Linked DNA regions of Homo sapiens: all the other regions are linked to region 4. The links are chromatin loops, found by intact Hi-C in ENCODE. Cell type or tissue: PC-9. All regions are shown on one strand. Each heading gives the region's core, and the rest is flanking DNA. Links, peaks and the distances in the headings are about the cores only.

Evidence for each region. Hi-C counts contacts between places; a loop is a spot of excess contacts. Peaks named below come from ENCODE experiments on the same cell type or tissue, not always from the same donor. Only the 100,000 strongest peaks of a DNase experiment are listed, where the experiment ranks them.
Region 1: it touches region 4 in a loop (26-fold over the local background); 14 of 110 quality-filtered maps call a loop at or near these places.
Region 2: a loop joins it to region 4, with 16 times the contacts of the local background. A loop is called at or near these places in 101 of 110 quality-filtered maps.
Region 3: it touches region 4 in a loop (5-fold over the local background); 83 of 110 quality-filtered maps call a loop at or near these places.

What each region holds. Positions count from the first base shown.
Region 1 is chr5:149,225,478-149,233,128 of GRCh38, reverse strand. ABLIM3 (actin binding LIM protein family member 3) reads right to left here. Exons shown (of 24, transcript NM_014945.5): 9 at 2,422-2,480. Among named protein-coding and RNA genes, the nearest start is that of AFAP1L1, 43 kb to the left of the region's middle. In PC-9, for the core only: a CTCF peak has its summit at 3,973; DNase peaks (open chromatin) are centred at 3,908 and 5,748; H3K27ac peaks cover 503 bases.
Region 2 is chr5:149,032,266-149,039,916 of GRCh38, reverse strand. SH3TC2 (SH3 domain and tetratricopeptide repeats 2) reads left to right here. Exons shown (of 17, transcript NM_024577.4): 8 at 1,427-1,622. Among named protein-coding and RNA genes, the nearest start is that of MIR584, 26 kb to the left of the region's middle. In PC-9, for the core only: CTCF peaks have their summits at 4,245 and 4,449 (motif pointing right); DNase peaks (open chromatin) are centred at 2,736 and 4,416; H3K27ac peaks cover 3,498 bases.
Region 3 is chr5:148,999,007-149,006,657 of GRCh38, reverse strand. It overlaps SH3TC2 (SH3 domain and tetratricopeptide repeats 2), which reads left to right. Exons shown (of 17, transcript NM_024577.4): 17 at 1,756-7,651. The coding sequence ends at 1,947. Among named protein-coding and RNA genes, the nearest start is that of MIR584, 60 kb to the left of the region's middle. In PC-9, for the core only: a CTCF peak has its summit at 3,475 (motif pointing right); DNase peaks (open chromatin) are centred at 1,347, 3,427 and 4,397; H3K4me3 peaks cover 427 bases; H3K27ac peaks cover 5,000 bases.
Region 4 is chr5:148,729,965-148,737,615 of GRCh38, reverse strand. No RefSeq gene overlaps it. Among named protein-coding and RNA genes, the nearest start is that of HTR4, 79 kb to the right of the region's middle. In PC-9, for the core only: CTCF peaks have their summits at 2,836, 3,851 (motif pointing left), 6,292, 6,498 (motif pointing right) and 2 weaker places; DNase peaks (open chromatin) are centred at 3,825 and 6,485; H3K27ac peaks cover 623 bases.

The sequences.
Region 1 (7,651 bases), core at 1,342-6,341, 500 kb before region 4:
AAAGTACTCTCTGGCTACTTCTGTACTTCCTTTTTATTCTCTGTCTTTCAAGTCAAGGTCTGAGTATGAATGCGACCAAAAATGCAAGGACTTCAGGCTGTTAGGGGTGGAATATGGATTTATTTTCTACGTATTTGCAGCTAGCAGTCTAAATAGGAAATTACTCATAAAACTTTTCATTTTGAGTTATCCCAGTCAATAATGTATTTCTTTTAAAAAATAAAATTGGTTAGCATTCATTCCTTGGGAGTTTGTTTATTCAAAATGTAAAAGTGGGTTAAATTTCACGTAATTGCACAATATGCTGATTCTTTACAGTGTATTAATTGCAAATTGACATCAACTTAAGTGATAAACTTAAAAAAAAAACTGTCTCTGAACAATGGCAATGATGGATTAATAGCTTCCTTAGCAGAGCAGCATGATGCCAGTCTTAATGCATAAGAGGGTGCCTGCCTGATGTAAAGGGATTAGGAATCAAGGACCCACAGGTGAAGTATGTGGTCTTAGGCATCTTGGATTCTTGATCTGTGAAATGAAGAGGCTGAGCTTCAGGATCACTTGATTCTCTCCCAGTTTTCTCATCCTACAATTTAAAGCATTCTAAGTGGGGCTATAAAGTTTCCTAAATTGTGGACTGTGAACTAGCGGTGGTTCTGGGAAGATGAAGGTGGAACATTTGATAATACTGAATCATAGAGTTAGAGAGTAAAATCTAACGTTTCAATCCCCTTGATAGATCAAGGAGGCCGTCTCAGTTTGGTGCTAATTCTTTTCAACAACTCTCTCAACAATTGTCAATTTCCTATTTTATTTTATTTTTGAGACAGAGTCTCGCTCTGTCATCCAGGCTGGAGTACAGAGGCACAATTTTGACTCACTGCAACCTCTGCCTCTCATTTTCAAGTGATTCTCCTGCTTCAGCCTCCCAAGTAGCTGGGATTACAGGCACGTGCCACCACATCCAGCTAATTTTTGTATTTTTAGTAGAATTGGGGTTTCGCCATGTTGGCCAGCCTGGTCTCGAACTACTGACCTCAAGTGATTCACCCGCCTTGGCCTCCCAAAGTGTTGGGATTACAGACTTGAGCCACCACTCCCAGCCCAATTTCCCTTTTTAAACAAAGAGAGTGCAGACAACATTGTCTAGCTAGGATTTTAAACATTTATTCTTAAGAATTATTTCATTATCATTGAATTTATTTTATGATTACCTTCTATTTATAGCAAGTATTACTGGTTTTCACGTGGCAATATAAAGTTTTATTTTAAAATAAGGTTAGTTAATAAAAAGTAGTGACTTGATGTAAAGAAAAAGATTAAGCATATAATGAAACAGGTGGTGCACAGATATGGCAACAGGCATCAGGGTTGTAGACGATGACTGAAGTTTGGGAAATGCCACCAAAGGGGAGGAAAATGAAGAAAGGGACAATTAGGTCTTATACCTTAAATGGGAGAGGGTCTTGCAAGAAACAGGGAAAGAAATTCAGGGCTTAAAACATAATTATGCATCAATAAACTGGCTCTTTCAGAAAACTTTCATTAAGTGGATGAGATAGCAAGGAAGACATGTTTAACTAGCTGGTCAGAAATTGTGCACTTGCTTTTCTAGTTGGATAGACTCTAGCAGGTAACACAATAGAGTCCCAAGGGGTCAACTTGATATCCGGGGGCCAGGATGTAAAGGCCCCATTCCCCATCCCCCAACACACACCCCAGGTGTCTCCTCTACATCATCAAAGACCCAGAAGCCGGATCCTTCCTGCAGCCTGGGAGGCTCAATCCCTCTCTGCAGTATCAGGAACCCAGATTCACAAGCCTTCCTGACATTTGTCAGAACACAGTAATTCAGAGGGACACAGGACCTCAGCTGGCCCAGCGCGTACCTGGGGATGTCGGCTGTGCTTTGTTACTGCAGGCACATCATCACCTCTTTAGAACTGGTTTTCTCACAGGCAAGGCAAAGATAGAATTTCTTGCCCATCTGCCTCACAGGGTTAAAGGAGTAAAATCAGACAGTGCCTGTGAAGATGCTTTGTAAACTGTCAATTACTGTGACATTATTAACTATTATTATTAACGAGTGACCTTAGGCTGGGAAAAACCATGGCGAGAGCTTCTCAGCGAGGCTGCCATCTTGGTCAGCAATGGTAGAGTTACAGCCTCACCCCAGAAACACAAAACTCTCATGAATACAGTGCTTTACAGTTTTCAGAGTGCTTTCATATCCGATGTCTTAACCCCCTCAAAAACCCCATGGGGCAGGTGTTACCGTTAGGAAAATCCAAGGACATAGGCACACATTTGGGAGTGTGCACACTAAGGAATGCTGACCCTGTCCCAAAGCACAGCTCCCTTAGCCTGTGGCAGAAAGTAGCAAAGCAGGAGTGCTGGTCTGGAATCTACTAGCTTGCTTACCTTTAACTTCTTCTCTGCCCGGGCTGCCTGTTTGCAGATGGGGTGCCAAACCTCGGAACCTAAGGGGTCATGAAAATAACGAAGACTCAGACCTTTCAAACCCTCCAGCACTCTCCCCATGTCCCACCTTGATTCACTCCGTGGTCAGCGTATGTCCCTTACACATCTGCCAGAAGGGCCCTCTTGGCTTTCCCAGCTCCCTCCTGGCACCTCTCAGACCTATGCGACCGCTCACATCCTTTTTCTGTGTGTCCAAATCCTACCTGTTCCTAAAGGTCTAGGGCTCACATGACATCCTCTTGCAAACTTTCTTACCTGCCAGTTGGGGGTGACTTCTCTGTCCTTTGTGATCCATAGTTCTTTGTGTCTCTTTCCACACATACAGCCTTAAGGCACAGTAGCTTATGGATTTTTCATTTCCCACTAAATCAAGAGCTTCTTCTGGGCGGGAGCTGAGCTTTATTCATTGCTACATCTCCCACAGTCCCCAGCACGGGACTTTGCTCTTAGAAGAGATCCGTACATGTTTGTGGGGTGAAGAGGTGAGTGCATGATTGGCAGTCAGTGACACATAGCAGGTGGTCAATAAATATTTGTTGAATGAATAAATGACAGTGTGGATAAAAAAGAGTGACAGAGCATGGTGAACTCCAGCTTTCTTTTCTCTTAAAGACTTATGACTGTCTACCAGAGCTATCACATTTAAGGGGGAGGAGGTGTCATGGTGTATATTCCGCTTGAGAGCATTGCCTTGACCTGCTAATTCCTCAGAGACTCCAGACTCTTCAAATTTAGTATACTGCTAACGCCCACATTTTATTGTGGGTGGGGGTCCAGTTGGCCAGCCCCAAACCCGAAAGGCCAATTTGGAAAGGCATGAGCAACAGGTGGCTGCTCACATGTTGAGAAGCAGCCCCAAATATGACACATTCCCCAAAGAAGGGACAGGTGTCCTGGATTAGAAGGAAAAATAGGAACATATTATCCCTCTGGAGCCATTCCCCTTGTAACCAGCCCTAAAAGGAAAGAAGCCAGCAATGGCTGGATTCCTGAGCATCCAGATGGCATTTGTTTGTCTGACTTTGTCTCTAGGATATACTTTATATTATGCTTTGTTGCCTGGAACCCCCAGGACCGGAATACTAGCTAAGGGATGAGATGGTGGTGAAAGGTCAATAAATCGGAGTGAAAAAGAGAAGAGAGGCCTGAAGTGAGGAGGCCTGTGTTTTTTGTCTCTGCTCAGCCCCTAACACATCCTCTCTCTGGGTCCCAGTTTCCTCATCTGAAGAACAATAAGGTGGGATTTGGGTGGCCTTGAAGATTATTTTCATCTCCAAGTTTCTAATTTTACGGGCAGTTTTGTCTTTTGTGGAACAAGAATCTTTGATTTTTGTCTGCCGACATACTTGGGTATTCCTTATTATTCAACTGGGTTTAATTCTTTCTAAAGTAAAATGCAATGGTTCTCAGAGCCCAGTAGAGGGACTCTGAGTCTGTGGCTTGATCCAGCAATCACAGGGTGTGTCCACTACCAAGCTGTGTGTTGGGATTCTTACTTTAGGGAGTTATTAGAGAGAGCGTTTCCGGTTCCTCTCTGAGTTGCTTCCGAATCTATCAGGAATTGTTTATGACTGTGGCTGTGGCAGGAAACACATGTTACAGGTCACTGTAGGAAATGGATGAGATGGACACAGAGGTCTGAGGAGGTCATGAACTTAAGTTAAAGAGACATAGGAAAGATCAAGAGGGCAGAAGTCCTCATACAAGGAAATAATGTGTCAAGCGAGGGGGTCAGACTAGAGGGTCTCTTTTGCTTTCTAACCCCATAACATTGGCATTTCACTCTGAAATAAAACTGAGCCAAAAATGGCCATTAACTTCAGCACTCTGCATACCGGAAAGCATATTTACATAAGAAACAAGGAGAGGAGGATCAAACAAGAAAAAAAATATAATTAGAAATGAAAAAAATCAGAATTTAGGAGTTGGTAGTATATCTGTAAATAAAAGAGGCTAAAAAAAGTTAGTTGGTAGCTAGCAATAAACTTACATAAAGAATGCAAGAAAAGATGATTTGTTCATGAAGATCCCTGTGAAATAACGGTCTTCTGAGCTTATTCCCTAGGCCAATAGCTCAACAATGTGACATTAACAGAAGGATAACATCATGGTGAAGAAGATGGTTATTCTCTTCAGTGGACTTTATCCCCAGAGCCAAAAACAGTGCCTGGCCCATGTGTGTTTAACAAAGAAATGCATGTGAATGACTCATTGGACCCTACCTTTGTATTTTTTTTCAAAAAGATACTAGGTATAATGCACCCATGAGAGGATGGTGACTATCCTAGGAAGGGGACTCAAATGCAATTCTAAGGCTGGGTCTTTACCCTGAAGAAGAGACTTAACAGAATGGTGAAAGCTGATTTTACAGATTTTAATGACTCTCTGTAGGAAGAGGCATTCATTTGTTTTGTAGAACTAGGACTAAGGGCAGAAGGTTCAGGCAAGGAACATTTAACACCTAAGAACTGAATGGCCTTATTCAACTGACAGTAAGCCCTTGTCCCTAAAAGTGTTTAAGTACACATTGGGTATATAAATGCTCAGCAGTGATATTAGGAAGGAGACTCAGCACACAGTACTTACACTAAGGGATGTTTACCAGCCCCCAAATCCTTAGAGATTCTGTTTCCATCTTAACAGGTTTTACTGTACCGAGAAGATAATTATTTGCCCCACCCATTTATCCTGATAAGAATGTAAATTCTATGAGGAGAGGATTCATGTCTGTTATACCTACAGATATATCTGCAGGAACTGCAGATTCTCAATAAATACTCATTGAGTGAATAAATAAACAAAAGAAACATGGCATTCTATCTTAGGCAGTTGGCTTCTCTAACTTGGGCCCAGAGATTTGGACAAGTAGTACAATCTAGACTCTGATTAGACAGCCACAACTCCAGACTGAGTCTACAAACATATTCACTATATTGGGGTGTGTCAAACTGTGACCTGTGGATCACCTGTCTTGCAGTCTGGTAAAATTCAGATTCCTGGGCCCCCCTGCAGAAGCCACTGACGCCAACTCCCTGGAGGTGGGACCTGGGAATCTGTGATTTAACAAGCTCCCCAGGTGATTTTATGACTCATAATTTGAGAACCACAGGGCTAAATACCAGATAACACTCTAAATTTATTTTCTTGGAATGTTATGTGATAAAGAAACCAATTTTATAAGGCAGAGCTCTAGCTTTTTGTAAGAGTACAACATTTTCTGCTTGTTCAACTCCTGGTTCCATGAGTCACTTCCTCCTGTCCTCTGAGATTGTCACCCACAATTCCAGGCTCTGCAGTTAAAACCTACTATGAAGGTTATGGAAGTGAAGGATTAGCTATTTCTGTATCAGCTGACTCAGAGATAGAGATGTTAATCTCCAAAACTATCTGTCAGCCAGGTATTAAGGCCATTTTTAATCGTTAGCAGAGTCAGCAGTCAGTCTTATCTCTCTGATTGGTTATAGCACACTCCACACCTGTAACATTTGGGGCTGATTTAATGTTGGGGAAGCCACCCACCTCTCTGCTACACCCTGATGTTAAATTTGCCAAGGCTTTTTTTTTTTTTTTTTTTTTTGAGATGGAGTTTCGCTCTTATTGCCCAGGCTGGAGTGCAATGGCACGATCTTGGCTCATTGCAACCTCTGCCTCCTGGGTTCAAGTGATTCTCCTGCCTCAGCCTCCTGAGTAGCTGGGATTACAGACATGCACTACAACACCCGGCTAATTTTGTATTTTTAGTAGAGATGGGGTTTCTCTGTGTTGGCCAGGCTGGTCTCAAACTCCCAACCTCAGGTGATCTGCCCGCCTCGGCCTCCCAAAGTGCTGGGATTACAGGGATGAGCCACCATGCCCGGCCAATGCTTTTTGTTTTTTAATGCCAAAGCTGGAGTTGGTATCATAGTCTTCTAGAATGTTGGCATTCTAGAGGTTACAAGTACAGTGATTGAAAGTGGTCCATTGGACGGTTCTGTTTAGTAAGCATGATTTTAAACAGTTCTGAGTCTGAAGGTTTTTAGATACTGCAGGTCACCAGTGACCCTCCCTACTTTCTGACTCCCAGCCCTTCCCACTCCTTGACGTGGGCATTGGAGTTTTTGGCCTTGACCCTAGCTAGGGCATTCTCTTACGGCAGGTTTCCTCTCTGGATTTCTTTTTTTGTTTTGAGACGGAGTCTCGCTTTATCACCAGGCTGGAGGGGAGTGGTGTGATCTAGGCTCACTGCAACCTCTGCCCCCAGGTTCAAGCGATTCTCCTGCCTCAGCCTCCCGAGTAGCTGGGACTACAGGTGCATGCCACCACACTCGGCTAATTTTTTGTATTTTTAGTAGATACGGGGTTTCACCATGTTAGCCAGGATGGTCTCGATATCCTGACCTCATGATCCACCCTCCTCAGTCTTCAAACTGCTGGGATTACAGGTGTGAGCCACTGCGCCTGGCCTCTGGATTTTTTTTTCACCATAGCAGGATGAGGTTTCTCAGACCTCTGCCTTTATGACAGCAGCACTATCTTTGTGGCAATAGACTGGGAGGAACCTTGGAACTGCTCCTTTAAAATCTCCATGCACATAAACCAACCCAAATGCCCATCAATCAATGAGTAGATAAAGAAACTGTGATATATATATATATATATATATATATATATATATATATATATATACACACACACACACACACACACACATATTATATACATACATACATATATATATATATATGTATATATGATGGAATACTACTCAGCCATAAAGGAAACAAAATAATGGCATTTGCAGCAACCCAGATGAAATTGGAGGCCATTATTCTAAGTAAAGTAACTCGGGAATGGAAAACCAAACATTGTATGTTCTCATTCATAAGTGAGAGCTAAGCTATGAGGATGCAAAAGCATAAGAATGACACAATGGACTTTTGGGGCTCAGGGGGAAAGGCTGGGAAAGGGGTAGGGGATAAAAGACTACAAATTGGGTGCATTGTATACCACTCAGGTGATGGGTGCACTAAAATCTCACAAAACGTCACTGAAGAACTTCCAAACACCATCCTGTTCCCCAATTACCTATGGAAATAAAAATTTTTTTAAAAAATCTTCATCCACATAAAAAATGTGGTAGATCCAAAAATGGAATATTGTTCAGCCATAAAAGGAATGACCTGCTGATACC
Region 2 (7,651 bases), core at 1,762-6,761, 300 kb before region 4:
GTGCTGAGCCCAAATAACACAAAAAAAGAAATAGGATTATGGAACCCAGACATCAGATCTAATAAATTACTGATGACAAACAAGATTTTTAGCTTCCTAAAGCAGTACAGCCTTGTAGTTAGAACGCAAGGCTTTGAAGTCTATTCTGGTTCAAATTCTGGCTCCTTGACTTAAAACCAGTGTGATCTTGGCCAATCCACCTGCCCTATGTTGCAACTTCCTCATTAGTAAAATGATACAATAAAACCAACTTAAATGTTGTTATGAGAACCAAACAAAATGACATCCATAAATCACTTTGCACAGTTTCTCTTACAATGTAGATATTTAACACATGGTAGATCCCATCGACCCACAAAATAGTGAGAATTTCTGATCTTGAAAACACAATCTAGAAACTTGACCAAAAATGTCAGAAAAAATAGGCTAGTAGCTTTAGCAGAGAAGCTAAAGCAAATATGGAAACTGAGGCACATAAAAGCCTTTATCTCCACCAGGATTAATGGAGAGGCTAACCAGCAGCCTGAAGACTTAAGCTCTAGACTCAGTTTTGCCATGCATAAGATCCTTAGACAAATCTCATACCCTCTCTCTCCCTCCGTAACCTGGGAAAAGGGGATTCTGATAGTTTCCGTGCCCTTTGAAGCTCTTGAGAAGACCTGAGAAAGTGAGTGCAAATTGTACTTTGTAAACTGGACAGAAAAACATTCATCAAAAGGTCATTGCTAGATCCTAGGTAGGCAATTTATCAGATTGAGTACCATAGTCTGAAAGGGAGTCTTTTAGATCCTTCTAAGTCATTAGCAGCTTTCTATTCCACCAGTGGTAATAAGGCTAATGTTTATTGAGGGTTGACCAGGTACCAGGCATTGTGCACTGTATCTCTTTGATTCTCTTTAATATTTATAAGCAGCAGGTATTCCTATTATCCCCATTTTCCAGTTGGGGAGACTGAGGGTCATAGAGGCCAAAGGAGCTGGAAGGACATGGAGAGCTTCTCTGGTCGAGTGGTTCTCACACACTGGTCTGTGGATTTGTGCCAACCATGACAAAGCATTTACATTACAGTGGCAAAATCAGACAAACCAGGACAATACAGTGAGCTTTCCAGTTTCCCATAAGCTATGTTTATTCATTTTTAAGGCATATCCGCTATCTGAGAATCTTTTTTTGTGTTTGTTAAAACATTTTTTCTTTGGTGAAAGTGGATTGTAGTTCTTTTAAAAATATGTCCTAGTTTGGCAAAATGAAAAGCAAATTGTCCTGTGTCATTCCTGCCAATTTTTGGGTGGGGAGGGGAGTGAAATGTTACTGGTCCTTGACATTCTAAAGTCTGGGAACCCCTCATTTTCTATTGCATTGGAAGGTGATGGGAGGCTCAGCTGTTCATGTCTTCTGTAGCTGATCTGTGTGCTATTTTCCACAGGCAGAGGACGCTGTAAGGCCTTGACGGGTTATGAGCCAGGAGAAAAGGATGAACTGAATTTCTACCAGGGAGAAAGCATTGAGATCATCGGCTTTGTCATACCTGGGCTTCAGTGGTTCATTGGAAAGTCGACAAGTTCAGGACAAGTGGGCTTTGTCCCCACCAGGAACATAGATCCTGATTCTTATTCCCCAATGTGAGTATTGACAGTGAGCATGTCCTGGAGCTGGGCTCCCTTTCCCAGGGTTCCCTCCCCTCTTTGAGCAGATTTGCAGTTGAGCTTCGAGGGTGCCCTGGTGACATGGAGCCAGAAAAGCACATGCTGACACCAAGGTTGATACAGAGAGTGATAGAAAGGAGAGAATGCGTCAGTTCAGTTTATTTTAACAGGTGGTCACTGAGGACTTCCTCTGTGCAAGGAGGGAAGCAAAACTCCAAGACAAAGGGCATGCTGTTAGGCACTGAGGGTGTGGTTTTGGTACTTGGATCCTGCTACCCACACTGTCTAACCACAGGGCCCCTTCAGAGGAAGGGCACACACGGGGAGAAATAGATTAGCAGCATGCTGATCCCACATAGGGCTGGGAGGTGGGTCCCATGTAGATCTTCACTCATTCAGCTTTCAAGCTGAATGCCAATGTGTGACTTCAGCATTGGCTAGGAGGGCAGAGTGTTTCTCTTACTCTTTTCTGCCTTGAATCCAGAAAGGCTGGTTCTGAGGAGCAGACCCATCTGCCTGGCCAATCAGGAGAAGGTGATCAGCCTGCTCCACCCACCCTGTCATGGAAGGACAGAGATATCGGGTATTGCTCCATCTTTTTGGAGTGGGCTTCCTATGTGGGGATAGGAAACAGTAGAAAGCCTGGGCGCAGGAAGTACACGAGGAAAGGGAGAGTTGGCTCCTAACACTGACACAACATAGCGCCCTACACTGGGAAAATGTGGCCCCAGAAATGTCTAACGATCTGAACAGAGACTTAAATTCTTTCTCTTGTGGGAAATAGCCAATGAAGAGAGCAGACCAAGGGGCAGAAGCTCCCTGTAAGCCCTGCCCTTCGTGGGGAGAGGAGGAGACAGAAGGTTATTTTTTTTCTATGTAGAAATGTGGGAGTCCAAATAACTATAAACAAGGAAGACCACTCACTGAGCTCCTGGAGAGGTATGGAGAACTATCGGGACTTGTAAGGAAGAAAAGGATATCAAGAGAACTTCATGAAGAAGGGGACATGTGAATTAAGCTTTGCACAATGTAAAATATTTCAACAGATGTTGATGGGAAAAGAGGTCATAGGTAGGAAAGTGAGTCAGTGCTTGAAGAACGACTCATGTAGTTTGGAGGAAGTTACCAGAAGGTCACTGGTGCAGCAAAGGTGGGTCCATGCTCTGGAAACCTGGGAATGCCTGTGTGAGGGCCCTTTCCTTAACCTGGCAGAGAATGGGGAGCTACTGCATGTCTCTGAGCAAGGGTGACATATTATATGACTGGACCTTTTCTCTAGGAAATGAAACCTGGCTTTGGGGGAGGCATGCATCATCAGGGGGAATCTGGAGGCAGGAGACCAGCGAGAAGCCCACGGTGGCACTTAGAAAAGGGTGAGAATGGAGAGGAAGGCCACTGCTGAGGACCAATGGACAGGAAGTCAAAGATTCCAGGAGCTTTACAAATATGGACACCTGTGTTCTGCCTCCAGAGGCTGTTGTGTAACTGGTCTGGATGGAGGCTGGGCAATTATATTGATAAAAGCTCCCCAGGTGGGGCTGGTGGGCAACCAAGGTGAGAACATTGCTCTGAACCACCCCTTCATGTTACCACAGGGGGAACAGAGGACCCCAGGGATGAAGGAGCTGAACCCAAGGCCTTCCCTCTGGAACTTTAGAATCCTGACATTAAATCCAGTGAGCTCTCATTAAATGTCCTGGTGATTTTAAATCCTGACATGAAATCCAATACATTCTGGTGAGAAGTCCCAGTGAAAGGGAGAAAGAAAAAAGAGGATGGAAAATAGGAATGGGGGAAGAACCCTGGAGGATGCCTCCATTTACAGAGCAGAGGAAGAGAGAACGCAGAGAGGAAACAGAGGAGCCACAGAGAGGAAGAAACAAGCTGCGGGGGAGGCGGGGCTGACACCTGTGCTGTCATCAGAGAGGTACAGCAGGGCCAAGTGAGGAAAGAAAGGCCTTTGGGACTGGCCATTGGTAGGTCTTCTGGAAGCACAGTAGCTACATGGCTTACAGAGTTGTGGAGTCAGGGTCCCCAAAAGGCATTCATGACCATGTGAGTGCAGCTTGTGCCTCCACTGGCTTACCAGCTCCTTGTCTTTGGACATATTCATTTATCTCTCCATGCCTCAGTTTTCTCATCTGTAAAATGTGTAGAATGTTAGCACTTGCCTAATAGGATTGCCGTGACTTTAAATGAGCTAATAATACACACAAAGCCCTTAGAATGGTGCCTGGCACAGTGTGTGTGTGTGTATGATCCACAGGCACTTGTTCTTATTGTTGTTTGTGTCATTGCCGTTGTTGTGGGTGGTGATCTTGAGAGGCAGTTTTAATAGGATATTGGGGACAGATGTCATTTTCATAACTTATATTTGGACTTCTGCACCTCACGCTAATTTACCTCAAATGACAGTAAGTCAGCACTACTGAATTAATTCAGTCATCATATTTTCACTGGCTTAGTTGTAAGGGGTCCTCTCACACTGAAGAGCAGCGTCCTCTGTGCTGTGTGAGGTGGACTATGACATTCTCCTGTGCCTGGTCAGTTGTGGGACCCAATGCACCAGAGATTGCACAATTGGTACCGAAGGGGAAAATGAGTCAGAAAACAGGGAGGGGTGGCACAAGGAGAAGAGGGGAACTGGCTCCTTGCATATCCCCCAAAGCACTCTCCAGATATCAGAGCTCCTTGAATCACAGCAACAGAGGGATGGGTTTTGAGCTCAGAGGAATGACCCAACTCCACGCAAGCAAGCCGCTGAAGTCTCTGCACGCTGCCGTCCGACTGGCCACTGGGTGTCACTCTTGTCTATGTTTGCTGGGTGTCAGGGTCTGAGAAGAAATTCAGCCTTTGCTGAAGTCTCCATCTTCTCCGTGTAGGTTTTCTTTTTGTGCTTGTGTATTACTCCCTAAAGTATGTGTGTATACTTAAGTGCCTAAATTAAAAAAATAAGTCAGATTGATAAATTAATGTACTCAAAACCAGAAAAAAGAACATAGGAAAAAAGCTAGTATTTTATAGTATTACAGTTAGAAAACATTCTTTTGTTACATTCCTTCTTTTATTCTTCATATTGCCTGTGTCTTTATAATTCAATTTCTTGTGGAATCTATTTTTGACACTAATAATTTTGCCATTGGTCTCATAGCCATTTATTTGCATGATGTGTCTACGTGTAATATATTTTATTACATATTGACAGCAAGTTGTCCACTTCTTCTTCATAGAGTATCTATTTTAGTAGCTATTTTCAGTGAAGATCTGTGGGTTATAAATACTCTCAGTCCTGAGTCTTGGCCTGTCTTAAATATATATAACACTTAACATATACTCTTGAATTATAATTTAGCTAGGTATAGCATAACATCTTCAAAGTTTGCAGGAAAAAATAACTTTAACTATAAAATTGCAAATCCATGTTGCCAGGGCCTTGTCCATTTTGCTTGTCTTTTCAGAGAATCATTTTTTCTTTTGTTGACCATCTTTATTGATTTTTGTTTTTATAATGATACTTCATTAATGACAGCATTTGCTTTGATTATTTTTGTCTACTTTCTTTGTTTTTATTTCATTAATTTATGATCTTATCTTTCATATTCAATTCATTCATTCTATAAAGTTGAACTGTCAATAGTAATTAAACCAAGAAAGGAGGCGTAGGAGAAATAGAGAACTTAAAAAGACCTGTAAGCATAAAGAAATGGACATCATGTTAAAAATGATATTATATTTATTTATTTTGCTCAGGACTTGGTGTGTTTCTTCAATATGAAGATTCATGTCTTTCTTCAATTCTGGAAAATTTTCAGTCCTTCTTCCTTTGAATATTGCCTCTCTCTCGTTCTTTTTAGTCTCTCTTCTGGAATTCCTATTAGAGGTACGTTGGACTTACTCTATCCTCATTCTTGCTTAATCAGTTCTTTTATATTTTTTATCTTTTTGTCACACCAGGCTAAATTCTGATTGATTTTCTTGACATAATCTTCAGTTTCACTAATTCTCACCTCTGCTATGACTAAACTTGCTGTTTAACCCACCCATGTAGTTCTTAATTTCTGTGCCTTTATTTTCCATTTTCTACGATTTATATTTTGCTATTTTTCATATATGGCTGTTTCTTCTCACAGTGCTCCATCTTTTCATTGTAGCTTCTATTTTTTCTTATTATTTCACCTTTTTAATCATTCATATAAATTCTTCTTCAGATTATTGTCATTTCTAGTTTTTTGTAGTGTTAATATAGTTATTTGTGTATCTGCTGGCTCTCGTTGTGAATAGTTCATTTTATTGCATGGTTTGTATTTTTTGTTACATGAACTAATTTTCAACATTTTAAAAGATGGGTTTTATATGGATCCTGGACTGAAGAAAACCTTGCTGACTAGGTTTTGCATTTGCTTCTCCTGGAACCTTAGGGAGTAATGATCCAGGACTGATTTTTTACTATTAATTCTTGGATCGTGGTACCAACACCAGGTAGTGTAAATTCAGATCCCACACGTCCCAGTGGCATAAGCCTAGGTGTTTGATGTTTTCCAGGGACTCAAATAGATGAAAAGTGTGTTCTCGGCAGGTAGGAAGAAATTTTTCAATCTGCTCTTTGCTCTTTACAGAAGTTGAACTCTTTCAGACTCCAGGGAGTTTAATGGGCTCCCTGCTTCAGGCAGGTCTAAATCACATCTCCTGTCCTTGGGGTGGGCATTAGAAGGTCAACCCCAGTTCTGAAGGCCAGAGTCCCAGCTGAAACCACCAGGAGCTCTGGGCCATCTGCTTTCACCTGCCAATCTGGGTTTGGTTTTTGCTTTTGTTACTGGCTTCCAGTGATTTCCCTTTCTTTCTTTAAATAATGTACTAAAATATTCATCTTTGTTACAGATTTTTCTATAGATATGGGGGAGAGTGGCCCTTTTAGAGCCCTTTAACCTGCCATATTGCCAGAAGCTTTGCCATGTTCTTCTAACCCAGTTTTCATGTTTGGAAATATCTAATGCAATTTGTCAAGCTTCTTGGCCTTTCCCTAAATTCTAAATTCTCGTAAGTTGTCCTGGAACTCAGGACTTTAGCAGATGTTGTGAGGCAATGCACGCAGAGGTAGAAGACCTCAGTTTTAGTTTCAGCTTTACCACTTTCTAGCCATGCAATTCTTAGCATGTCACTGAACAGTTCTGAATCCTTTTCTTAATCTACAAACATGGATTAAAAAAACCTGCACCATAAAGTTGTTATAAACAGTAAATGAAATAGTAAATTTAGGAATACATTGTAAAATTTAAGAGATCTATAAAACTTTGGGATCAATTTATCCCAGTTGAATTTAGTTGTAGATTTCAATTACATGCTGTTTTGAGATTAGAAGCTTCCGTGGTGTTGGGGGGAATCTGGCGATCAGCCCAGGGAGATGGGGGCCCAGTCAGTGTGGTACTATTAATAGTGTTCTCATCATGGGCTTTCAAACTACATTTACCTGAGTTATGGGGACAAATGGTAATGGCTGATTACAGTACCCCCATCCCATCCCCTCCTTGAACACTGCTTTAATTAGAGAAGTTCTTATGTCCTGCTCTACCACTCCCTAACCACCAACTTCATTTTGCTGTGCCTCAGTTTATTCGTCTGTAAAAAGGATAAGAGTAGTACGTGCCTTGTATGGCAAATGTGTGGATTAAATAAAATAACAGTATCTGGTTCTTCATACCACTTCCTCCCAAAGTATTAGCTATTATTAACTCCTGGGCTTCCAAGTTAATTTTGTTTTCAAAATGGGTTCTGACATTAAAACATTCTCTATTTAGAACTAAAAGTGGCCTAAAAAATTGTTTAGATAGATGCAACCCAGTAGCTTCTAAGGCACTTCTAGTTTTTTATTATTTAATTCTATAACAAATCTCTAGTAAGCAAATTAGGCTTAACAGTTAGTTTACACAACAGCATGAGTATCAAGATCTTTATTGCTTATAATGATTTCTTTCAGCTCCCCTAATCTTCCTTTTACCCACTTCTTT
Region 3 (7,651 bases), core at 954-5,953, 270 kb before region 4:
TAGACCATGGTTCCTCTTTCTCCTTGCCTTGCCACCATGTCTGTGGCTTCTTTATCTGTCAGATACTACAGGCACATTGCCTGTAAGTCTCTCAAGGGCCTATGGAAATATACAAGACCCCAAAACAAAAGAACTATAAGGTCTAAAATGAAGATCAAAATGAATACTTAAGAGTTTGTCCATAAAATGTTACAGACCAACTAGTCAACTGCAACTCATTTCTTATAAAGTAATGTAAAGCTACATTTTATGAGAAATGTGGGTGCATATTAACATGTTTGAGATAACGAGGTATGGGGCCTTTAAACTAAGTATACTTAGATCTTAAGAAGGTTTTATCCCTGCTTCTCTTGCTTGCTGAATCTAGAACTTCTTTTTTTGCTTGCTTGCTTTTTTTTTGGGACAGGGTCTTGCTGTGTAGCCCAGGCTGGAGTAGCATGGCTCAATCTTGGCTCACTACAGCCTCTGCATCTGGGGCTCAAGCAATCCTTCTACTTCAGCCTCCTCAGAAGCTGGGACCACAGGTGCACACCACCACACCTGGCTAATTTTTGTATTTTTTGTAAAGATGGGGTTTCATCATGTTGCCTGTCTCGAACTGCTGGACTCAAGCAATCTGCCAATCTTGGCCTCCCAAAATGGTGGGATTACAGGTGTAGTAGGCCATTATGCCCACCCCAGAACTTCTTATTATTTTGGTGACTTCTAGAGTTGTGTTGGTTGCAAATCTCTGTTACAACCCTGACCCCCAAACTGTGTCCCTAGGATTGGCTTCCTTTTACTAGAGGTCCCTGTCCCCTGAAGCACAACCCTTAATCTCTTAATATAGTGGCTTCTGAGTCACTCCTGTGTTTGGCCCCCAGGGAACCCTCAGGGCAGCTCTGCTGTCCTTTTCTTATTTGCCAGGCTTTGCTTCTGGCCTGAATTAATTACTGACTTATGAGGGTTAATGGAAACCAGGCAGCCTTTTTGAGTCTCACCCAAAGAAGCATCTGTTTCTCATCTTTACCATGTAGGGAGGGCCGGGGGTAGTGAAGCACCCTCTAGCCATCTTGCCTCTGCCCCATAGCTCCCAGTAAGTGGTTCAGGGACAAAGTGTGTGATCTGATCATGTCAACCAAGAACTCCACGGATTGTAAAGGGAAAAACTCAGTTCAAACTTCCTTAAGCAAAAAAGGCAACTTACTGGCTCAAAGAATGTGAAGGCTGAGCTACAAATTTAACTGCAGATAGCTCTGGATCCTGTTTCTCAATCATCATCAGGGATTTCCCCACCTCTCATTGTATTCCTTGACTCTGTATGTTTCTACTTTGCTTTGTTTCTTGGCCTTTTCCCCTTCTAGCTACTGGCAGGTTCAAGTCCACCTCTGAACCTGCCACTTCAGAGGGACTATTTTCCTTATTGAGACACAGTGGAAAGTCCCAGGGAGTGGCAGATGTAGGCCAAGTTTGGGTCATGTACACATCCCTGAAGCACTGTGCCCAGGGCAATGATGTTTCATGATTGGCTGAGCCTCAGTAAGGGACCACCTCTGTGCCTGGAGTGCAGGGCACTGTGATTAGCAATGTCCCAAGGACCACAGTGGAGGGAGAGAGGGGCTCCCTAAGGACTCAGGAGATGGGGATTGGATGTTGGGCAAACAAACAAACAAACAAACAAACAAAAAAAACTAGAGTGGCCAGCACAGCCTCCTAGCCTGTCCTGGAAGTGTTTGCTAATGCTGTCTCTTCTTTGCCCCCATACCACGGGGTTAGGATGCCCATGATGCCACTGAGTACTTCCTTCTGGCCCTGGCAGCAGCGGTCCTGCTGGGTGATGAGGAGCTTCAGGACACCATTAGGAGCAGGCTGGACAACATCTGCCAGAGCCCCCTGTGGCACAGCAGGCCCTCCGGGTGCTCCTCAGAGAGGGCGCGGTGGCTGAGTGGTGGTGGCCTGGCCCTCTGAGGAAAGCTGTCCTGTCTCTGGACATTTGGCATGGCCAGACTCTGACCCCACTGCCCTAGGCTCTTAAATACTCATTGGGAGGGTCCGAGTCCTTACCTGGCCTAGCCCCCTCATTTCACAAGAAGAAGAATGAAGTCCAGGAGGAGAAGGGCTCATTGCAGGCCACAGAAAGATTTGATGGTGCAGCGATGAGAATTCCTGGTTCCAGGCTTTGCATCTGGAGCCTTTACCGGTTGACTGTTGCCTTCCACACAAACAGCCTCTGAAAAGCACTTTCTCCATACATAATTCTGGAGAAGATGAGGGATCTTGCCCTCCAGGAGCCTTCCTTCCTCCCCCAATGAGGAAATCAGTCACTGCACTGGTGCAAAGGCAAGCAGATTGGAATTTGTGCTCTTCACCGATTTTCTCAGGGAAAGACCCCTTCCCCTTGCCAGCAGAGGAACCTGTAGTTTTTTCCATTTCTTTCTTCAGAACCAAAGTATGTATCACTCCTCATGCTCACAGGGATTGACAGGAGAGAATTCACCAGGATCTTAGCTCAAAAGACACAGCCTCAGAATGGCCAGATGGATTGCACGAAACCTGACTTGGATTCACCATCTTCCTCCTGCCATAAGGCTGTGCTCCCACATAACCTCCCAGAAGCTCCAGGGAAGCTTTCCAAGAGCAAAGGCTTGGAAATTGAATGTTAAGAAAATTATGACATAAATTACATGTAAATAGTGTATATGATTAAATATTGTCCAGTTACATTTACACACACATTTTGTCTCATCCACAATGGGGGCAGATGAGATGGAGGACTTGATGGATGGGAGAGAATACCAATACATGTCTTTTTTTTTTTTTTTTTTTTTTGAGACAGTTTCTCCTCTGTTGCCCAGGCTGGAGTTCAGTGGTACAGTCAGGGCTTCCTGCGACCTCAGACTCCGGGGCTCAAGTGATCCTCCAGTGTCAACCTCCTGAGTAGCTGGAACTACAGGCATGTGCCATACCCAACTACAAGGCATCTTATTGATTTCAGGGCAGCTGCTTTACAAAGCATCTCTATTAATAACATCACTGCATAGCACACTGAGTGGCCTAAAACACTTATAATCTCATGGTTTCTGAAGGGCAGGAATCCAAGCATGACTTAGCTGAGCCCACCAGCTTAGGGTGGTTCACAGGCTGCAATCAGCTGGGGCTGCAGTTATCTCAACTTCAACTAGAGAAGGATGGGCTTCCAAGCTCACCCACACAGCTGTTGTTAGGAGTCAGTTTTTTGCTAGCTGTTGGCCAGAGGCTTCCTGCAGCCACTTGCCACGTGGGCCTCTCCACAGGGCAGTCACAACATGGCACCATGCTTCACTAGAGGGAGCAAACAAGAGGAGCAAGAACCAGAGTGAGCAGGAGAAAAGGGAGTGACTCTTTCTATAACCTGATCACAGAAGTGACATCTCCTTAGTCTTGCCTATTCAATTCATAATAAATGAGTCACTAGGTCTAGCTCCCACAAGAGGGGAGTGTTTACCAACAGCTTGAATACCAGATGGTGAGGAATCATTGGGGATCATTTCAGAAGTGACCTACCACAGTATCTGAGTTCTTTGATAATGAAATTGGGAATTCTCTAATTTCAGCAAACTGAAAATATGGTCCACTAACCAGCAGCATCAGCATCACCTGTGAGATTGTTTGAAATGAAAATCTGTGGCCCCACCTATGATCTCTGAATCAGAATCTCTGGATCCCAGAACGCTGACTCGTCCAAGCTTTCCTGGTGATTTTAATGCACCCTAAAGTATGGGAAGCACCACTGCAGGGCAAGAGCCCTCAGATAGTGTGCATAACTATTACCTGGTGAGGTTGTGGAACATGAACTTCTTGGTTTCTATCTCTAATAATTCTGATTCAGTAGATCTGGGATGTATCCCAGGAACATGCATTTTTAGAAAGCAACTCAAGCAAGCCTGATGCAGGTGGTTCACCCTTGCTCCTTTTCTGTGAACCACAAGGATACCAGCCATAATTCCCTGCATCTGATGCCCATCAGCTTAGCTTTTATTATCAGACCATCTGCCCTTAATTTCTAGCTTCTTGGGCTGACCAGATGATTGGTTGTATGAAAGGGTGAGATGGGAGTGGTGAGTTGAGCCGCCATTGCATCTTCTAGTCATCAAGGTTGTCTACTAATTGGCACACATTTTCTCTTAGAGATGTGGTTGGTTGTCAAAAGGCTGTCTACTCTAGAGAGTATTCTCCAGGAAGGAGAAGCTTCCAGTTGTCTAATTAGTAAAGTTATCTAATCTACTACCATGGAGAATAGATGTGGTTTTGCCCCCACCACAAGCTGTAAAAGCCCCAAGCTGGGAGGGACGTTGCGGTTGAGGCTATTCAGTCTAATCTCCCGTGCATAGTCCTTTCAACAACATTCCTGGGAGACAGTCAGGGGCACACACATTCCAGAACAGTTACATATCGTGTATTTGAAGAAGGCTCACACAGCCCTGGAAACCATGCCACTGGCCATTCCCCATCTGACTCAGGTTACAGATCCCCTCCCTTTTCCCACTGACCACTCACTCTCCTCTGGCCAGATTTGTTTCTGTTTCTCTGAAAGAGCAGTTCCCACAACTGCATGAGGCTTTTGATATTGGCCGGTGGGTGAAGAGTACAGAGGGATGTTACTATACTTAATTTGATTCTTCCTCTCCCCAGCAGCCACATCTGTCCTTGGCTTCCATTGAGCTTTATAATCAGTTGAAACTTCTGTGTCTTCTGACTTGAACTTCTGTTTGGACAGATCTTTCTCAATTGCTGCAAATATGCACATGCATTTGCATATGCATACACATACACACACATACGTGAAGAGCGTTGTTTCTATCCATGTTACATCTCCTTGGAAATTTTAGCTAAAATTTCCCAATTCTGTGCACTTTGATTTACCTATAAATCTGATGAATTTACCCATAACCAGGTCAGTTATAAAAATGTTTAGCATGTTTCCAAAGACAAGGGTAAGACTATTTTTTTAAAATAAGAAAAACATTGTGCTATATAATTGCAATTACTACATTCTATATGTAAACCGCTTGCTAAAACTCTTTTAAAAAGTGTTTAAAATTTTCATTTTTGAAATGTGGGCCAGCTATTCCCTTTGGAAACATGTTGATGCTGTCTTTTTTTCATGATCCACAGAGAGTAAAGTGGTGATTGGATTTGGTCTCTACTTAAACATTTAAAAAAATAAGTGTATCATAGCCAAACATGATCTAGTTACCCTCTTTATTCTAATTGTTCCCTCAAATCTTATATGGGCTGTGTGACTGCTGGCTCCTTACATCTAATCTAAATAAAGAACAAGAAGGGCATTGCAACATTGTGGAAAACCCTGTAACATGTTTTCTCAGCTTTCAGGTATACTAGTTCCCTGTCCAACAGTATTAACATTCTGAAATCCAATATTGCTTTTGTCCTTTTCTTATTTGCTTTTCCATTATTTTAAGATGCCTTTATATTGTGCATGTGTATATATATGTATGTGTGTGTGTGTGTGTTCATTTTCTTCCTCTTTGTAAATATAATGCACCTCATTTGGCAGAAGTTTATTTGGGGAAGGGAATATGCAGGAATGGAGGGTGTTAGGATGAGGGATCAGGAAGCCTATCACTAAAGGGAACCTGTATTTTGGTCTTGATTTTGATATTAAATTGCAGTGCGACCTTGGGCAAGTCACTTAACCTCTACACATCTCAGATATTTGTCCTCTGATAAAAGAACCTCACCTCTGGGTTTTTCAGCAGTGCTATTTTTATACTGTATGAATAGGATGAGAAATAGTATTGGAGAGATGAAATAATATATTTTTATAGCTCAATTATATTATCTTCTTTTTACAGGTGAGTAAACTGAGGAACAGAAGGGTAACTTTCTCCCAGACACATTGGTAGTTAGTGGCAAAGACAGTGGTACTTGAGGCGGGGGTCTCATGACTCAAGGACTTAGTTGCACAAATGACAGGATTTCTGCTGTTCAGGGCTTCCTTCACAGTTGTGTGTGTATATGTACACGTGTGTGTATGTATGCATGCATTTATCACGATATGCACCAAAGAGCCTTTACAAAACATTTTCTAAATTGATTTACTTCTTTTACTCATATTAACTTATTTTTATAAGGGATGACTAGTCTATATAGAAGAAAAACTTGTATTGTTTTCCATAAACAGAATTATGTAAATAATGGCAAATACAATGAAAATAAAATAATGCATTAACTTCAAGCTAGGTCCTGTTGCTCATTGCAAGCACCCAGCCTAGGCCTTATCTGGCATTGTTTGAAAACAGAGAGATTAATAAGTGGCAGAGAGTGTAGATGACAGACTAGCAACAACCACTTTTTCCTTGCACACTCAGAGAAATGGAGTAAGCAGGGAAGAGGACTGAGCTCCTTCTGAGGAGGGTCAGTGTCATTCAATGCCAGGTTTGGGCACACATTTCAGGGAAGTGGGGATTCAGCTGGGTGACAGGAAAGGGGCAAATGATATATTATGTAATATGATTCAGTATCAGAAGCATTGTGATTGGTGTTAGTTACAGGATGTTACAGGCACTGCGGGGAAGGGATTTTACCCAGACAGGGTTACGGGCATCAGGAAGGGCTTTCTGGAGGACGTGATATCCAAACTGAGTTCTGAAAGGGACACTTACTTAATTCTAACTGCAGACCAGCAGGTTGGTATTGACAGACAGTGCATGTGTCAAGCAAAGGTCCAGAGGGTGGACAGGGGGTGATGTTTTCTGAGAACAGGTCACTCTGAGTGCAGTGAGGCTGGAGCAGATTCAGGGAAGCAAAGAGGGTTTGGATTCTACCTGGAGGTTGAGGGGAAGGTATAGAAGGATTATAAGCAGTTGAAAGAAACATGGTCAGATTTGTGCTTTGGAAAGATGATTCTAGAAGCAGCATGAGACTAGATTAGGGCAGCAGTGGAGAAGGTAGAAAACACATTAGGACTTGGCGATTGCAACACAACACTCCAGCCTTGATTCAGATATCAACAGTTTTCCCCACTAATGTTCTTCTGATCCCACATTGGATTTAGTTGCCATATTTCCCTATGCATCTCTGGTCTATGACGGTTTCTGCCTTTCCTTGTTTTTCATGACCTTGTCAGTTTTGGTCTCTTTTCCTCTTTTAATTGCTCCCATTGAGATGTGTGGACAAGCGGCAAAGAAGGAAGAAATTCAAGGGAATGGGCTCTGCACTCACTCAGGTGGCAGCTCAGGTGGGGGCAATGTAATGTGTTTTGGAGTTGGGCATACTTAGGTTAGAATCTGTTTCTTACTAGCTGTGTGACCTTCTGCAAATTAATTAACTTCCCTGAGCCCAGGGCTGTCAGAATTATATCAGACTTACTTATGTCATAGACAAGGAAATGGCTAAAAAGGAAATCCATCTTTGGAGGCATGTAAGCCTTGACATTGAGAAGTGCAGCCAAACCTGGAGGTGTGGCCAGGCACCCTGGTCCTGCATTCAGGGACACTTGGGTCTGAAGCTCTTTCTCCTTTTCATCACTGAGTGACCTGAGCAACTTACTTTACCTCTTTAAGCTTCAATTATTCCTCTGCTCAGACTTTTAATTGAGACGAGATGTATGGATGGCTTGGTATGAATGTCAATTGGTGGTAGCTGTCACAATGAAGCAGAACTGAGTAGA
Region 4 (7,651 bases), core at 1,806-6,805:
GCTTTACTTCATAGCTGGCTGTTTCGTGACAGCAAGATGGTTAGAGCAGCTCCAAGCCTCACATGCTCATGACCTCAAATCTATTGAACAGATAACCTTTCTCCCTCAGAAGTCCAGTTACAGTTCTCAAGTCTTTTCACTGGCTCTAACTGGGTCCTGTTCTCAGCCGTGGCCCATCACTGTGGCCAGAGGGATGGGATCTGCCAACTGGGGGAAGGGTCAGTCCCACCTAAACATTATGATTTCACAATAGAGGAGAGGTATATCCACAAGTGAAAAACAGGGTGCTATCACCTGAGAATTCACTTCACTCAAGTGAAGGAAAAAGACAAAATCCAGTGATCCAGGAAGAAAAGGATCTGTTTGAGGTCACTCAACTTGTTAATATCAGGCCAAAGCTAGATCTCAGGAGTTCACCCCACTTACTTTCTTCCACACTCTATTGCTACTTGTTTGATTTGTTTCCACCAAAGTTCCCAGAGACTTAAGGTGGTCAGAGGTCAGGAATGTGTTAACAGCAATAAGGGTAGTGATAAAAACATTCAAGAGGTCCCAAGTCATTCAGGATCTTTCTCTGGCCCAGGGTCACCAGTTGGCCAAAGTTGGACTAGAGAGTGACAGGGGAAAGGCACTGCCCAGGCTAGTGGGCAGGAGGACAGGTGAGCTGGAGAAGCTGCTGGAGACCCTGCCCAGGTCATACTCTTCTGGTCTGGCAGAAGTCAGACCTCAACATCCAGGGGACTTAGAAGACCTGCAAAGGGAACCAGCCCACAGAGGTTTCTAAAAGCGTCTTCAGTTCATTTTTCACTGCCAAGTTCTTCCATGTGACTTTGGCATTTTTTTTTTCTCTCTGCCTTCTCTGTCAGAAAGTTTTCCTGGTTTTGGTTATTTTTAGCCCAGTGTGGGCCCTTGGGGACCATCAAATCCAACTTTCTTGTTTCACAAAAGAGAGAAATGAGACTCTGTGTTTGAAAGCAAGTTGATTAAGTTCACACACTTTACTATCAGAGTCATCCTCCCACCCATGTCTCCCGACTTCCAGCCCAGGGATCCCACTGTACTTGGTTGCCTCCACCTGTCTCTTAATGATCTCAGTAAAGTGCCTGACTGGCCTCTGCCTTGTTAAGAGCTAAATGGCCTCCCAGGACTCCCAGGTGTGAATAGCTTTTACCTAGAAATAGAGTGGGTTCCCAAAGAAGATTTGCAAGTTGGTCTTTGGAAACTCAGAAACACAATTTCCCTAGGAAGATGGTTTTATATGTTTATAGGTTCTCAGTCTCACTTGCAAATCCCATAGAACCTGAGATAATACGTGCCAACGTGAAAATCAATAGCACATGACTGTTAATTCCTGTGTCTCCTGCTAAGGGTGGGGTACTGAACCACACTTTGGCACTTCTCTATAGAAAGGCTTTAGGGACCTCCGCAGGATATTTATTCTTTGGGAATTAGCTTGCAAGCAGTCTGGGACCCATTTACTTTCTTTGCTCTTTGAAGGATGGCTTCACTTTTCTCCAGGGCTGGCTCCAAGAGCTCATGATTTGTGCGCGTTGCACAGGGACCCACACTCAGAGGGCCATGCATGTGGTTTAATGCTCTGCTGTAGCCGTCCTGAAATCCTGAATAATTTTTTCTTTGAACTTGTGTTCTATAGGTAAAGTCCAATGAGACAGTGGAGCATGCATGGGATCAGAGGAAACACGTGTAATCTATGGGTCCACTGCCATTCCTTGCCTCCCCACTCACATATAACATTTAGGATGCCCTGGACAGAGAAGTCAACTGTACCCAGGACACATGGAGTGCAGTGAGAATCACAGCGAATACAGAGTGTGTTACATCTACTGGGTAAATGGGGACACTGACAGCCCCCAGGGGCCATGCTTTCTGTTCAGTGGCATTCTGAGAAACACAAATGACCAAGGATCCCTTTCATATCCTTTCTTACTCATGTTACTTCCCTGTGTTAGCCACCCACTGAGGCTGAAAATGGTGACACAGAAGGAAAGGGAAATGTGGATGGCCTATAGTGTCTTCTCATTTTACTCCTTCCTTCCTCGCCAGTAAGCTGAAGATAGTGTTGGTAGAATATGCACATGTCAAGAAGTAAAATAAACACAGTTGAGTTTGTTTTTCTTGGCAGCATTTCCACAGTTCTGATGAGGAGGCAATACCTATGCATGTGTGAGCTACCAGATACAGAAAATGTAATTTCAGTGCTTCTACATCAAGCTAAATGCTGTGACATTTAAACTAATATTTAAATGTTATATTTTAAAACTAATATTCTACAATATAAAGACAAGTGGTAAAATTGATGCTGATAATTTTAAATTGTTCTTAGAGCTACATAAATAGCAAAGTAAAAACACTATGATGAGTGGAGAAAGAAGCCATGGAATAAAGAGAAAGTTTTATATTTTGTATCTTTAACAGCACTTTTTTCCTGCCTTTTGAACAAGGAACTCCACATTTTGATTTTGCCCTGTACTCTGCAAAATATGTAGTCATCCCTGCCTCTCCAGCTTCAGTATTTACCTTCTCAAGTTCTGTTCCGTCAATGGAATAGCTGTAACATAACTTGCCATTTCAATCCACCATTAATGCCTAATCATTGCTCTTTCAAATATTAAGTTGTCACTTTTGCTTACTACTATTTGATTTATAAAGGTGTGTATTAGTTTGCTTGGGCTGCCATAACAAAGTACCACAGAGTGGGTGGCTTAAACAACAGAAATTTATTTTCACACAGCTGTGGGGGCTGGAAGTCAAGAGCAAGGTGTGGGCAGGTTTGGCTTTTTTGAGAATTATTTCCTTGGCTTGAAGTCAGCAGCCTCATGTGGTCTTTTCTCTGTGCTTGTGCACCCCTGGTGTCTCTCTGTGTGTCTGCATTTGCTCTTCTTATAAAAACACCAGTTAAATTGGATTAGGGTGCACCAATATGACCTCATTTTACCTTAAGTGCCACATTAAAGGCCCCATCTCCAAATACAATCATATTCTGAAGTACTGGGGGTTAGGTCTGCAGCACATAAATTTAGAGAGAAATACAATTTGACCCACCACAAGAACTTTCTCACTTTTTCTTTTTATAGTAGCCTTGAGAGAGCAGCCAGGACACACATCTTGCAAGTCTATTCATTCATTCAACAAATATTTATGAGTACTTACTAAGCGCTTGATGCTGAAGATGTAACAATGAAGAAAACAGGCAGCTTCCTGCTCTTGTGGAAGTTAGGTTCTAGTGGGAGAGACAGACAAAACATAGTAACAAATAAAACAATCACAGACTGTGAGAAGTAGAAGTAAGATAATATAAATAGTGCTGTGATAGAAAATAAAGTGGGTGAGATTTTTGGTAGGGTCATCACGGAGGGCCTCTCTGAGGAGGTGACAAACATTGAGAAAGATTCCTTAAAAATGCAAAGAGCTCGGGAGAGGAAATTGCTCAGCAGAGGAAACAGCAAATGCAAAGGCCCAGAGATGGGAAAGAGCTCAATATGGTCTAGACACTGACTAAATGCCAGCGTAGTGGAGGTATCAAGTGTAATGTGGAGCATGGAGTGAGATGGCAGGAGCGGGATCGTGTGGGGGCCTCTTCTGCCTTAGTTAAGGAGTTGAGAATTTATTCTGAGTGCAAAGGGAAGTCACAGAAGGGTTGCTGTCAGAAGGGCGGCATGATCTGTTCTGCAGTGTGGGGGATGGGTTGGCAGAAGAAAGGTGTGGGAGATGGGGAAACTGAGTCCTACAGGCGATCACTTACTGGCTTTCATTCACACAAGTTCCAAACGGCAGTACTGGTCAGGTACTTACATTACATTCCTATAAACATGGAGCAGGGCGCCCTCTGCTGTTCCAAGTAATTCTTAATCCACATTGATGGCAAATCTAGGAAATGAAGAAAGAAAACTCCCCGACGCTTAATTATGGAATATACAGGAATCCTCCAATCACATTTCCAAAATTCATACCAAAATTTTGAGGTGAAGAGAAGGGGGCCTGAGGAAGCTCCCAAATAACAGGTTGACTGTTCTTAGGAAAGCTGGGTTGAAGATGAAATCGACTGGCCTTTTTATTTTTAAGAGTAATTAATCACTTGAATTACTCTTACTGTTTTCTAAAGAATTATACATGCTCATTACAAAAAAATCAGACACTACACCAACACAAAAGCAACACATTACTCCATATTTTACCATGTGGGAGTAACAAGTACTTTTGATGAATATTACTTTAGACATCTCTCTGTGCCTGTATATGTACACATCCTGTTGGATAAAAACGTCCTCAGTAGAGATCCCTCTAAAGTTAAAGACATTACTGAAGCATTTTTAAAAACGGACTCATTTTTTGAGCCACACATTTCAATTTTAGTTATTATAGATTGTCTCAGTGTTGTAAAATAGTGTTACAAAACATAACTCATTGTTTCGTTTTTCCATTTTTCTTAGCTCTGCAATGCCTTCTTTCATCTTCTTTATTTTATAATTTATCTTAGAGGTATTGTTTTACGGAATTCATATTCTTAATGAGCTTTTCTCTCTCGGCAAATGTTTCCTGCAAAGGGTCAGGTAGTAAATATTTTAGGCTTTGTGGGCTAAAAGAACTTGGTCACAACTGTTCAGCTCTGCTATTACAGCGTGAAAGCAGCCAGAGACAATACGTAAATGAATGAATGTAGTTGTGTTTCAATAAATGTTTATTTACAAAAACAGGAAGTGGGCCACATTTGGCCCACAGGCTGTCATTTGCTGACCCCTGTTACAAAAGATAAGATAATTACTGTTTACTCTTCCTTTCATCTCACTCTTTTCCAGGTTTTGCTTATATTATTTTCACTTTGTTAGGACTTAATGATACATTCCCTTATACTACCTTCAAGGCCACACAGGATTAGCCTTAGCTGTGAAATTAAATAAACATGGTGTTCCACATGAGTTCTTTTCATCACAGCTTTTTCACTCGAGTTCTTTATTATTTTTCATCTCTTGTTCGATGGGATTACTTGCCAGTTGTGTGTAGTTTGGTTTTGTTTCAAAAAGAGTTCATGAGTATTATATTTCCCGAGCTCTTGCGTGTCAAAAAATATCTGCCCTTTATCTCCATGCTTGGTGACACCCTAGCTTGGTACAATATTTTTGAATCATGTTGTTTCTCTCAGAAGTTGGTGGTCATTACTCCATGTCCCTTGGTACTGGAGTTGCCATGGCAAAGCCTTGAAACCACTTGACTTTTTCCCCCTATAGGGGCTGACTTGCCGTTTTCTGCCTAAATGTCAAATTTTTTTCTGGATTCTTAACACTTAACAGTTTAACCAGGAAATTTCCCAATTTAGACCATTCTGTATCAATTTCTCTTGACATAATTGTCCTCTTTTTTATCCATTAATACCGTTCTTCTTTTCAGAAAACTTTTTAGGTTATATCTTTGAATTCTCTTTTTTCTTTCCTTGTACTCTAAGGATGTCAGTTGTCTTCACGTTGGATAATTTTTTCTCTCTGTATCTACCTTTATTTTAATTGCTTTGTCTTTTCATCCTGCATTTTCTATGACTGTCCCCAGCCATCTCTCCATGACATTTGCAGCTACATTTTTCTCTCCTTTGCAATTTATAACTTATTACATTTATAACTCATTGTTTTGTTTTTCAATTTTTCTTAGCTCCACAATGTCTTCTTCCATCTTCTTTATTTTATAATTTATCTTAGAGGTACTGTTTTACTGAATTGATATTCTTAATGAACTCTTCTCTGTAATTAAGCGTTCAAAAAGAACTTGCACTTCACCTTTGAGTTTTATTTTCTTCCTGAGGGTTTTTGGTTTTGGTTTTGTTTTGCCTTTTTCTTGCTTACTACTTATTTTGTAGTAGCAGATTTGCATAATTTTGTACTGTTTCTTTTCATTTTGCTCATGCTTAACAGGGAGCAGTTTTGTTTGTAGTTTCTGTAAAATGACGCGGATGGATTCTCCTTGATGTCTTTCTCACTTTATCTGGAACTATCGTGTCTTCTCCTCACCAAAGAATCAGTTTCAGAGGTGGGTGTGGCTTTCTATTTATTTTTTAATTAAAGCATATTCTTTTGAATTCTCAGTATTTCGTTGACTACCTTTGCTTTTGGGAGAAGGGCTGGCCTTAGAAGTTGTACCAGTCATATCAGAATCTTTCTTTTCATGGATGCCAAACCTTATGATTCAAGCAGTACCCTTTCCTCTCTAGCCGCTAATGTATTATTTGGCTTAAAAAATAACCATTTCATCAGGTGGGGAAAGAAGTTTCTGTGATCCTGTTTTGCTCTGCTATCTTTACGTGGAGTTGGGTGTTAAAGCAAGAGCCAGGTGCATTTTTGGGAGGAATTAGTTATGAAAAGAAACAGACCAGATGATTTTTGAAGTTTCTTTTAGCTCAACATACTGAGATACGACTATTATGACAACAGGGGTCGCCCGACCGTTGAAAATTACCAAGTTCAACAATGTAATAGTAAGAGGCATTGCAATTGTCAGACCACTAGAGGGCAGATCTTGGCCACAATTGGAAGTAGTCACAGTAAATAGTTACTATTGTCAAATGAATTGTGCTGGAGCTCCTTTAAACTTTTACAAAAAAATCTGAAAAGGACAAACTGCAGGGAAACCGAGCTCAAATTATCTGACAGTTGGGGGCTACTCATTTGTAAAAGGGGTCCCGTGATTCTCTGTCTTGCCATCTGTATCCATCTCCCCTTAGGTGTTCACTTTTGCCAATCCCCCCGTCATCCAAGCTTGAAAACTAGTAAAGCATGCCCAGATCCTCCATTCGCTGTGCTATTTTCCAGCTGGCAGGTAGAAATTTGAAACACCTCGCCCAGAGTTACAGCCGCCCAGCTCATAAATGGTGAAGACCTGAAATGGAGCCCACCTTGCTGGCTCCTGTGCCTTCTGAACACCTCTCCAGGAGAGCAAGCTCTTGTCACTGATACTTCACTTCTAGCATTGAAACCGCAAGAGAAGCAATACCAGCAAGAGATGAATCAAATCCTCCCTTCAGCCCTTGCTGTTGGCAGCTCCCTATGGCATTCTGAATCATTACCCTGGACAGACTTTTGTGACCCAAGGATAAGCCTCCTTACAACAAAGATAATAGAAACCTGCCTTTGCTGCCAAGGATGTTTCATTTGTCTCTCATACTGGGTCTTGCTGCTGGAGGTAACATTTGCCAGCATAAACTTTCAGCCTGCTGTTTACCAAATTCCTCTGTACATCACTCATCATGCTTCACCAGGGAATTCAAGGCTTATTTTGCCCTCCTGGACTGCTTTCCTAGCCTTAAGTCTTTGGCGACACATTACATCACATACATGTAAGACAGATGCCTGCTTTTCCCTCCACTCAGGGAAGCTCTGAACCCACGATGTCAGTAAAATCCTGCTAAAGTTTTCAGATCAGGATGTAAGTTATGTGCTCTGTTAGTAATACAAATTGGGAGTATCCTTGATATGACTGTGTCCTTACAAGAAGAGATGTTTTATTTTCTTCATGTAGATTTAGTTTGGGCTATCCCAGAAAAATCACTGTTTTCTCTTGGGAAATATGTTGGCTTAAATATTGATAGATCTTCCTAAGACCTGATTCCTCCCAACAGGCAGCAGGCAGATCTGATGTTTTGTTTCAG